Regions from separate parts of the Homo sapiens genome. Here region 2 is linked to region 1. The links are chromatin contacts, found by Hi-C or POLR2A ChIA-PET in ENCODE. All regions are on one chromosome and are shown on one strand. The core of a region is the stretch at or near the end of the contact, and the rest is flanking DNA. Distances in the headings are between cores, read along the strand shown.

Region 1 (4,860 bases), core at 2,361-4,860:
CATACTCTGTGAGATTTTGATCTTCAAAATTGGTCCAGACTTATTTTATGTCTCAGCATATGGACTATCTTGGTGAGGGCTCCACGTGCCTTTGTAAAGAACATGTATTCTGTAATCACGGGGTGTAGTGGACCTTAAATATCAATTAGGTCACAATAGTTGTTAGAATGCTCAATGTCCTTACTGATTTTTTGATTTTTTTTGTTTACTGACTCTGTCAGTTGCTGAAAGAAAGGTATTAAAATCTCCAACTGTAATTTTTGGATTTGTCTATTTCTCCTTTTAATTCTGACAGGTTTTGCTTTATTTATTTTGAAATTGTTATTAGATGCATATACATTTAAGATTGTTAGGATTTCCCAATAAACATATCCTTTCGTCATTATGCAGTCTCCCTCTATCTCTTTGGCAATACTCTTTGTCTTGAGCCTATTACAGTAACATAGCCACACCTGTTTTTTGCACTTATTGTTTGCCTGTCATACTTTTTTTTATCCTTTTATTTTTAGTCTGTCTGTGTCTTTATATTTAAAATATATCTCGGCCAGGCACGGTGGCTCACGCCTGTAATCCCAGCACTTTGGGAGGCCAAAGTGGGCAGATCATGAGGTCAGGAGATCGAGACCATCCTGGCTAACACGGTGAAACCTTGTCTCTACTGAAAATACAAAAAATTAGCCAGGCATGGTGGCGGGTGCCTGTATTCCCAGCTACTTGGGAGGCTGAGGCAGGAGAATGGCATGAACCCCAGAGGCAGAGCTTGCAGTGAGCCGAGATTGCGCCACTGCACTCCAGCCTGGGCGACAGAGCGAGACTCCGTCTCAAAAAACAAAACAAAACAAAAAATAAAATGTATCTCTTGGAGATGACACATAGCTGGATCTTGCAGTGTTATTCAGCCAGATTATCTCTGCCTTTTAAGTGGGATGTTCAGTGCATTTCTGTTAAGCGTGATTATAGATGTAGCTGGATTTAGATCTGCCATTATGACATTTGTTCTCTTTTTGTCCCTTCTGTTTTTTTTGTTTTGTTTTGTTTCCCTGTTTCTCTTTTCCTGACTTCTTTTAGGTTAATCATATTTTTTGGTATCCCCATTTTAATTAGTTTATTGGCATTTTAGCTGTACTTTTGCATTTTTAATAGCGGCTAACTTAGGGATTATAATATGTGATACTGTGATATAATAAACAATATATATTTGGACTTTGTTCCTGGTAGAAGAGCTTCTAAAACTTTTAGAGTTTCCTGAATGATAGGGGTGAGAGTCTTGTTAGCCTTAATAAGCCCCTTTCAACCATACCTGAGTTTCTGCTTAGGAGGTGAATCTTGGTGGGCCCCTCCTAGGTAGCAAGACAGGGTCTTGCCCTGTCCACCAAGCTGGAGTGCCGTGGTACAGTCTTGGCTCACTGCAGCCTCAACCTCCCAGGCTCAAGCAATTCTCCCGCCTCAGCCTCCAGAGTAGCTGGGACCACAGGTACATGCCACCATGCCCGGCTAATTTTAAAAAATATTTTTGTAGAGATGGGGGTCTGACTATGTTGCCCATGCTGGTCTTGAACTCCTGCCTCAAATGATCCTCCTGCCTTGGCCTCTCAAAGTGTTGGGATTACGAGCCCCCACACCCAGCCTCAAAGGTGTTTAAAGAACATCTACTTTGTGCTCAGTTTCCTCACTCCTCCATGGAAAGCCTGCAGTGGCTCTCCTTTGCCCTCAGGATACAGCCTGACTCCTTAATCTGGCTTGAAGGCTCATCCTTACCTGCAGGGCCAGGGCGGCTCCTCTCTTGCCCCTTCTGTTGTGTATTTTGCGCTCCAGTTTCTCCGAAGCACCAGGCTGGCTTTGCCATGAGCCATGTCCAATGGCTCCTTCCACCCGGACCCCTGTCCCCACTGCCATCAGCTGACTTTCCCTGTGGCACTCTGCTGACCTTTATTCACATCCTCAACACACCTGCCACCTTCTAGGTGTGGCACTTCCTGCTCCTCCAGATGGGCTTAAGTGGGCACAGCCAGAGCTCCCATGCCTCATCCTGGCAGTGACAACGTGTGGCACCTAAGGGAAGCCCTGACCCCAGTCCTGCCACCGCCTTGTTCTGGTGGGCTCTGTGAGGATGCACTGGATGAATTCACTAGTGCAGCAGTGCTTCGCCTTCCAGAGGGACCGTCGGAGCCAGCCCCGCGTTGCAGGGACCTGACGACCCTGAGGTCCAGCCTTCCCCGATGCCCAGCCCAGCTCAGTCCACTGTGTCCTCTTTGGCCTCTTCCCATCCTGGTTTCTCAGTCGTTCTCAGCCAAGCCACAGGACTGGAAGCTTTGTCGCTTTCTATAAGGACTTGCCTGTCAGGGGGAGTTAGTTCGAAAGGAACGGGGAGTGAAGACTCAATGTGAATTTCAGGTAAAAATCTCCGGGTCTGAGGAGACTGGGTCTGACAGCCAGTGCTGGCCTCGGGGACCCTGATGGAGACGTTCACACAGGTGCCCAACTGCAGGACGACCCTGCCGAGGAGGCACCTGCTGGGGCCAATTAGAATTCCTCGTTCTGGGCTGGGTTAATTTGCATAAACTCTGAGCCCCCAGGAAAAATCTTCCGCGAGGCCTCTTCCTCTTTGTTAATTGAAAAAGGCTCTTTGTCTGTCTTCAGCTGTCAGCTCACATGCGGCCTCCCCAGGCAAGCCTTTCCCAGCTCCTCAGACCAGGCAGGTCGCCCCTGCGGTCTCCGCGTCTCCTCCCCACACCTCAGCTCACCCACTCGGAATTATCTGTGAGTTTCCTTCCAGCTTCAGCGCCACAAGGACAGGGACCTTGTCTCTTCCTGTGGTGGTTGTTTCTATCATCACTAAATCCATACCTAGTGCACTAGCGCACGGTAGAGGTTGTTTGCTCAATGAATGAATGCATTTCCTTGTAGGACCCCCGGCTGCCCCGAGTGAGCCACACTCCTTACAAAGACCAGGCAACTACGTTGAAGAAATGTTGATATTTATCAAGAAACACTCTTCCAACCATTTTTAATTTTTTTTGGACGTTAAAGTATTTATTGGGTCGGGTGTGGTGGTTCACGCCTGTAATTCCAGCACTTGGGGAGGCCGAGGCGGGCGGATCACTTGAGATCAGGAGTTTGAGACCAGCCTGGCCAACATGGTGAAACCCTGTCTCTACTAAAAATACAAAAATTAGCCGGGCATGGTGGCTCGTGCCTGTAGTCCCAACTACTTGGGAGGCTGAGGGGGAGAATCGCTTGAACCCGGGAAGGGGAGGTTGCAGTGAGCCGAGATTGAGCCACTGCACTCCAGCCTGGGCGACAGAGCAAGACTCTGTCTCAAAATAAGATAAAATAAGATGTATTAGACAAAAACTGAGAGTTCTTACTTTAAATTGATTTGGAATTTTGGGTACACTTATATATTTTTTTCTAAAATAAATTGAAAGTGAATCATAGGAGAAATATTACTTTATATAAATATTATTAACTTGTTTTAAGTACTTATTAAAAACAACAACAACAAAGGCCAGGCATGGCCCCTTCCACAGAGAGCTGGTCAGCCAGCATTTTCTGCAGCTCTTACCCCAGCTGCCTCTCTTCTGGTTTCTGAGCCTCCCCACCCCCACTTAAGGAGCTTACAGCTGAGCAGGAGAGATAAGATGTTAAGTGCGTGGAAAGATTATTTTTTATTTTTGGAAAGTTGAACATTTTAAGCCAACATCCCATGAGGCTGTGGGATTAGGCTGGAGGTAGAACTTGCTTATCCCATTTGGAATTGCTGAAGCTTCCCAGAAAGGCTTACTTCTTCCTCTTTTTTTTATTTCTAAAATTCTGCAGAAATTCTTCCATGCCCAGGCTAGCCTTGGGAGAAGAGTGGATGTCAAGATGTCAATGATGTATTGGAACGATGGGTGGGAAAGAGAGCCAGGGGGAGCTTTTAAGATAACATCAGAGGAATTGGCTTTCAAGGGCGTGGTGGACGATTTTGAGGACTGGCTAATGCATTTGATCAGAAGACGGGTGGTGATGGGCTGTGTTCCTATCCTGGCTCCCGTTTCTAAAAACAGCAGGCACTCAACCAGCCCTCAGGTGTCCCCTTTGTCCCAGGAAGCTTGGCAGAAGGAGCCAGGACGTCTCCAGAGGAGCAGATGGCCCTCAAAGCTGGAGGACCATCAAGAAAGAGCCTCCCTGGTGAGGAGAAACTTAGGTTACTGATATGGGAACTCAAAAACTCTCACTTCTGTGTACCCAGGAGTTCCTATTCATCTCCCCAGGAATCTTAAGTATCTGAAGGACCCGGGGCAGTTGCACAGAGTGGCCATCGGGTGTCAGTGTGGAATTAGAAGCCCTGCCTGCGTTCCTTCGCTCAGCTGCTTGGCTTTGAGTTAGATGCTCCTGGAAGCTGGGCCCGCAGCCCCATGCAGGCTGGGAACGGGGATGGAGCCGTGAGGATTCTCCCTTAATTTAATGGCCCCGTCCACTGAGCTGAGAACATGGCTGTGATCCTCAGCTTGGGCAGTTCCTATTGTATTGAGGCTTTGGAGTGCTTATGAGCTGGGCTGAGTCACGCTGATAAAAAGTTAATTTCTATTTGCTGTGGCTCAGTAATTGGATGAACATGAAAGCAATTAAATATTAAAACATACAAACAAATAACTAAGTCACTGTAATTAGCCAAAGTTTGATCACTGTCATATTTATTTAGGAAGAGGTGATATGTCTCAGCAGGTGACATTTTAAATACCCCGGGCCTCTCTGGTGTTGTCTTTGGAGAATGCTGAATAATGTACAGAGAATTTAATTAAACCCTGTTGTAAATCAGCCATGATGACAGGGAAATGACAGCCACATGTTGAAATGAGAATTAGTCCACAGCAA
Region 2 (4,844 bases), core at 2,036-4,535, 60 kb after region 1:
CTTCTTAAGGGACTGCACCTGCTGGGCAAAAGTTCTTCCCCCCCCCCCAAGAAGGGTGCCCCCCGACACTGCCCACCAAACAGGGACAGGATTCCCTTTTTAGAGCACAAAGGATCTCTGACAACATGGCGTGGCCTGTACCCGTTTGAGGTTTACGCCACCAGCCTGGTCCCTAGAGGCAAACTCTGCTGGAATCTGGGGTGTTGTCCCCCTGCAGTGGTGTCAGAGACGCAGTGGCCCTGGGTCTCCACCAGCAAGGAAGACTAACCCTCAGGAAAGGTTGTGCTTGATTGTGCCTTTTCAAATCAGCATTGTGTTTCATTAAAATAACAGAAATACTGAATAAGCAGTGATCACCTATAGTCACTTACCGATGTTAGGAGGCAGCTAGGATTTCAGGAATGTCCCTCTTAGACACAGGCTGGTGCTGCCTTGCTCTCTTATGAACTGCCTTTTCAGTTGAGCTCAGATCTGGTGGGAGAAAAAAACCATAATGAGCTTTTGAATTAGACCAAGCCTGACTTTTGGCCCTGGCTCTGTCCAGCTCTTGCAGAGGGACTCTGTGAAAAGGTGCATTAGACACTGCCAGCACATGGCAGGGACTTGTAGTAATCAGGAGTCCTTTTCTAAGTGACCAAAATCCCAAATTCAAATAAAGAAGAGGAAAATTCATTGGCTACAACAGCTTCAGGTATGGCTGGATCCAGGTGCTCCAACAATATGGTCAGGATCCAGTGTCTCTCTGTCTCTTGCTGGTCTCCTGTGTGTTCACATAATTCCCAGGTGAGCTGTTTTTCCATGGTGGAAGCTCCACACTTTTGTCTCACCAACTTTAAGACCACCTGAAAGCCAGCTATGCTTTCCCAACAGGCTGTTGGAGAGACTGGAGCCAATCACAGCACATGCTGAATGGAGGGCTCATATTCGGGCAGGCAGCTGAGGGGAAGGTACAGCAGACACTTTCTGGGCCCATGGCCTCTTACCCCTGTGAGTTCAGGTGTGGCTGTGTGGGTAGGTCCCATCTTTCCTCCTGTCTTCTGACTCAGGGCTTTTTCCATAGCTAAGGGCAGGGTAAGCTTGGGAGATACCATGCCCTGGGACAACCGTCTGCCAATGGGGGACAATAGTCTGCGCCCATGGAGGGACAACTCAGAGGCAGATCCCACGGATTTTTCAGAGGGCTCCTGGTGGGTCTGAGCCCCTGTTGCCCGCACCGATCACCAGCCCAGTGTCATCCTCCCATTGACCACGCTGATCACCAGCCCAGTATCATCCTCACAATTGGCCACGCTGATCACCAGCCCAGTGGCATCCTCGCAATTGGCCACGCTGATCACCAGCCCAGTGACATCCTCACATTGGCTTTCTCCCCACCCGGATCTCACTGCCCTGCCCCTCACTCCAGCTTCCTGGAGTCACCTCCCACCTACACTACCTGCACCCAAGGCCTTGTCTCAGGCTCTGTTTTGGGGGAACCCCGAAAGGCAGAGAGGTCAACCTCACCTGAAGCAGGTGAATTGAGAGGTATTAGGGCCTTGAGGACACCTGAGTTTGACCGGCCAGGCGTCTGACCTCCCTCAGCAGCAGGACCCTGTCTCAATTGTTGTCTCGTGAATCCTCCCAGTGTATAAAGAGTACAAGAAAGGGGTTGGTCCAGCCTCACAAGCATTTACTGAGCACCTACTGTGTGCCAGGCTTACTCCCTCTTCACATGAACTCATCATCACCCCATTCTACAGATGCAGGGAGTGAGGCCTAAAATCATCAGGAAGGATCTGAGGCCACACAGCTGGTAAATGGCAGAGCGGGGGCTGGAGTCCAGGGCCTCTCACTCCAGGTGCGGGCTCCTGTCCTCGCCCCGCTGGCTGGTCTGAGGTGGCTCACTGAGCTGGGCGTAGCTTGAAGCCTCCCTTGGTCCCCTCCAGTCAAGACTGGATTTTCCCGCCAGCTCCCAGCCACTGTCCTTCCTCCCCAGGAACCTTCCGCTGTGTTTTTTGCAAAGTCAGGCTCTCCTAACTCTCTCTCACACCCCTTCCTGTTCAGGCTCCAACTTTCTCTGCCCAGAAGCCCTTGCTGGCATTGGTGCCTGTGCCAAGCTTGCTCAGTGGGAGGTGGGTTCACAGCCTCTCACCTCCTTCCCTGCTCGCTGTCCACAGGACTGTCCAAGTAAAGGTTCCCCTCAACACCACCCCTTCCCTCAACCCCGTCCCAGGTCACCACTCAGAATGACAGCGCTAACCCTTTCTACCCTGCTCAAATCCCAACCCTCACCTTCTGGGGCTGCCCCTGCCTGCCCAGATCACCTTCTTGCTGAGAAAATGGAAGCGTTAAACTCTCAATCCTCTTCAAAGCTCATTAGCCAGAGAAAGCTACACATCAAATTGATTTTAATTCTCCGGGTTCTGGCTAACGCAATGACTTCAGGCCACAGGCGGGGAGGGCAGGGTTATTTTTTTGAGGCTTGCTGGTGTCTCTCTGCCCTTTCCTTCTGGCTGGCTCATGATTCTTGCAATGTGACAAGCTCTGCGCAGTCCCAGGGCCAGGACGCAGGGCGAGCCTTGTGCTCCCCAGGGGCAGGATGGGGGCGGAGGGATGGAGGAGGTGCTGAGCCCACAGCAGTCTCCCTTCCCAGGGCCCTACCCAGAAGCTGTCCCGCCACTCATAAAGAGCCTGAAAGATGGAAAGGATCTCTCTCTTATTCTTGTAATATACTTTGCCCAGAATTCATGATGAAATACATTTTCTCCAGAACGTTTTATGCAGTTAATGGTGTAAAATCAAACCGACTGTTGTCAGACCATTCTCAGTGCCTCCCCTAACCCCAGTATTTGTGCTGAAGATGGTGGGAACTCAATTTGCCCTTCCAGAATATCGCAGAGCCTGGCCCCAGCCTGAGCAATGGCAGCTCTCCAGGAGCCTGAGGTCTGAATCTGCCTGGTACAGCATCCTGGAGAGCACGTGCAGACACAGAAGTACTGTGTGCCCTGTGAAATAGTGGGCCAGGTAGGCATTCTGTCCCATCTGTCATGTGCTCCCTCTGTGTGGCTGCCCTGGAGGTTCTGAGGAGGCCTGCGGGGAGGCCCTAGGTTGTTCCAAACCACCTCTATAAATAGCCAGCTTCAGGAATTCACTGGGAGCCAGGCTGTTTTTATAGGCTTGTATCTTCGTTTTTCCAGTAATCCAGCTGAGTGCTTCTGGACCCGGGCCCCCACCAGGGAACTGACAACCCCACATCTGCCACAGGCAGAAAACTTGTGGGGGTCAAGGGAAGCTCTTTCTCTGCCATTTAAGAAGGAATAGTGGGGGCCGGGGCTGCCAGCCCGCTTGGCTCACAACTTTTGGACTGTCTGGCATTGTGGCCAGCACGTGACTGTGGTTATTTGGGGCAAGCAGGGGTGCCCAAGTCCAGACACATCTCCTCCCAGGCCTGTCCCTCACTGACACATCTGGTAAGCATGCGACGGAGAGAACACTGTGTAACAGGAACCAACGCTGGGCTGTCCCAGGCATCCTTTATGGAGAAAAACTCTTTCTATGGGATCTGAATGCTTCTGCTCTTAAATAATCAGTGTGAATTTCTTCTAAGCAGCCAGTGACTAGCCAACAGTTCGAGTAGGGCAAAGTCAATGATGGACTGGATTTCATTTCTCATCAGTGGCATGAGGGGGGTGAACCAGGGGGTCTCCAGTCCCACTTAGACTCAATTCCATAACCTCAACCAAGCACCTGAGCACGCCGGGCACCTGGGGAACCGAGGGACTTGGTACCAGGAGTGGGGCCCACAGGGCCCTGTGAGCGTGTGGTCAGGGGTGGGGAGAAGCCACGGAGGTCGAGGCAGGGTTGTGCTCGCTCAGAGAACCAGATGGCCAAAAGTCCCAGGAAAGCTGGTCTCTATCCATGCTCAACACAGCTTTTCCTTGTGAAGGGAGAGGGAGGAAAGGGATTACCGGCGCCGGGGAGAAAGAGCCCAGAGCCCCGAGGGAGGTGTGGACAGAGCACTCATGAAGATGAGGAAGAGGAGCTTGAGCGCAGGGACAGTGCACAGCACAGTCTGCATCAGAGGAGATGTCTGGGGTCAGACAGAGACTGAGGGGCCTGCCCCTTGGGGCCCGGTGGCCAGGACTTGGTGCAAAAGCCCCCGCCCCCCACAGCCTCCCTGCTCCGAGCCCCTGGCCTTGTGCATCTCCTGCTCTCCTTCCTGAACTAGCGTTGACCTCACATCGCAGCTGCCCTTCCCTGGCTTCATTTATTCAGGAGAGATCTATGGACTACCGCCATGAGGCACGCTCACTCTCTGTTCAGACCTGACGGCGGATCCCGAGCCACGGACCCTGGCGTTCTCCCCACAGATCAGCTCACCTTCACCCTTTTGATGTTGCCACTTCCAGCTGTTCCAGGGAGATGCCTCCTTGGTCTAGCCCAGCCCCAGGCACACTCTGAACGCAGACCTCAGGCAGCCACCCCAGACCCAGCAGAGGGGACACCAGCATGGGCAGCGCAAGTGGGCCTGACATCAGGAAAGCGACCATCCCTGCCTGTCCCTCCAGGGCTAGAGTCATGACTGTATTTGGGTGTGATTCAGATTCATGTAACAGAGCACAAGTGACATTAAAGGGGAAGAAGAAGTAGATGAAGACATGGCTGAAAGCAGACATTAGCCAAATTCTTACTCTAAGGAGAAATGAGGGGTGAGAAGCCTTTTATCCCTGTTGCTGACTTGTCTCCAGCTCCCAGGTACCAGACTACAGGGGTGGGGGTGGGGCAGGCTCTAGGGAGATTCTCGCTTGGTACCCAGCTCCACACTCTGCAATAGTAGTTGATTTGTCATTGCTGTTGGAATTCAT

What was found. Hi-C counts contacts between places; a loop is a spot of excess contacts on that map. ChIA-PET counts read pairs that join two places held with the same protein, here RNA polymerase II (POLR2A). Pooled maps may share reads with other maps.
Region 2: a loop to region 1 is called in a map of endothelial cell of hepatic sinusoid, with 7 times the contacts of the local background. The contact joins two enhancer-like sites. A Hi-C loop is called at or near these places in 18 of 168 maps with a recorded cell type or tissue (Caco-2, PC-3, Right ventricle myocardium inferior and 13 more) and 19 of 50 pooled maps. POLR2A ChIA-PET finds 5 or more read pairs at or near these places in 2 of 52 experiments (A549 and Panc1).

What each region holds. Positions count from the first base shown.
Region 1 is chr17:77,538,580-77,543,439 of GRCh38, forward strand. No RefSeq gene overlaps it. Among named protein-coding and RNA genes, the nearest start is that of MIR4316, 140 kb to the left of the region's middle. Within about 2 kb of position 3,611, at least 5 of the 41 ENCODE cell types and tissues checked have a DNase peak (open chromatin) inside an H3K27ac peak, as active enhancers do; they include heart right ventricle, where a contact is called at or near this core.
Region 2 is chr17:77,599,211-77,604,054 of GRCh38, forward strand. No RefSeq gene overlaps it. Among named protein-coding and RNA genes, the nearest start is that of LINC01987, 130 kb to the right of the region's middle. Within about 2 kb of position 3,286, at least 16 of the 41 ENCODE cell types and tissues checked have a DNase peak (open chromatin) inside an H3K27ac peak, as active enhancers do; they include heart right ventricle, where a contact is called at or near this core.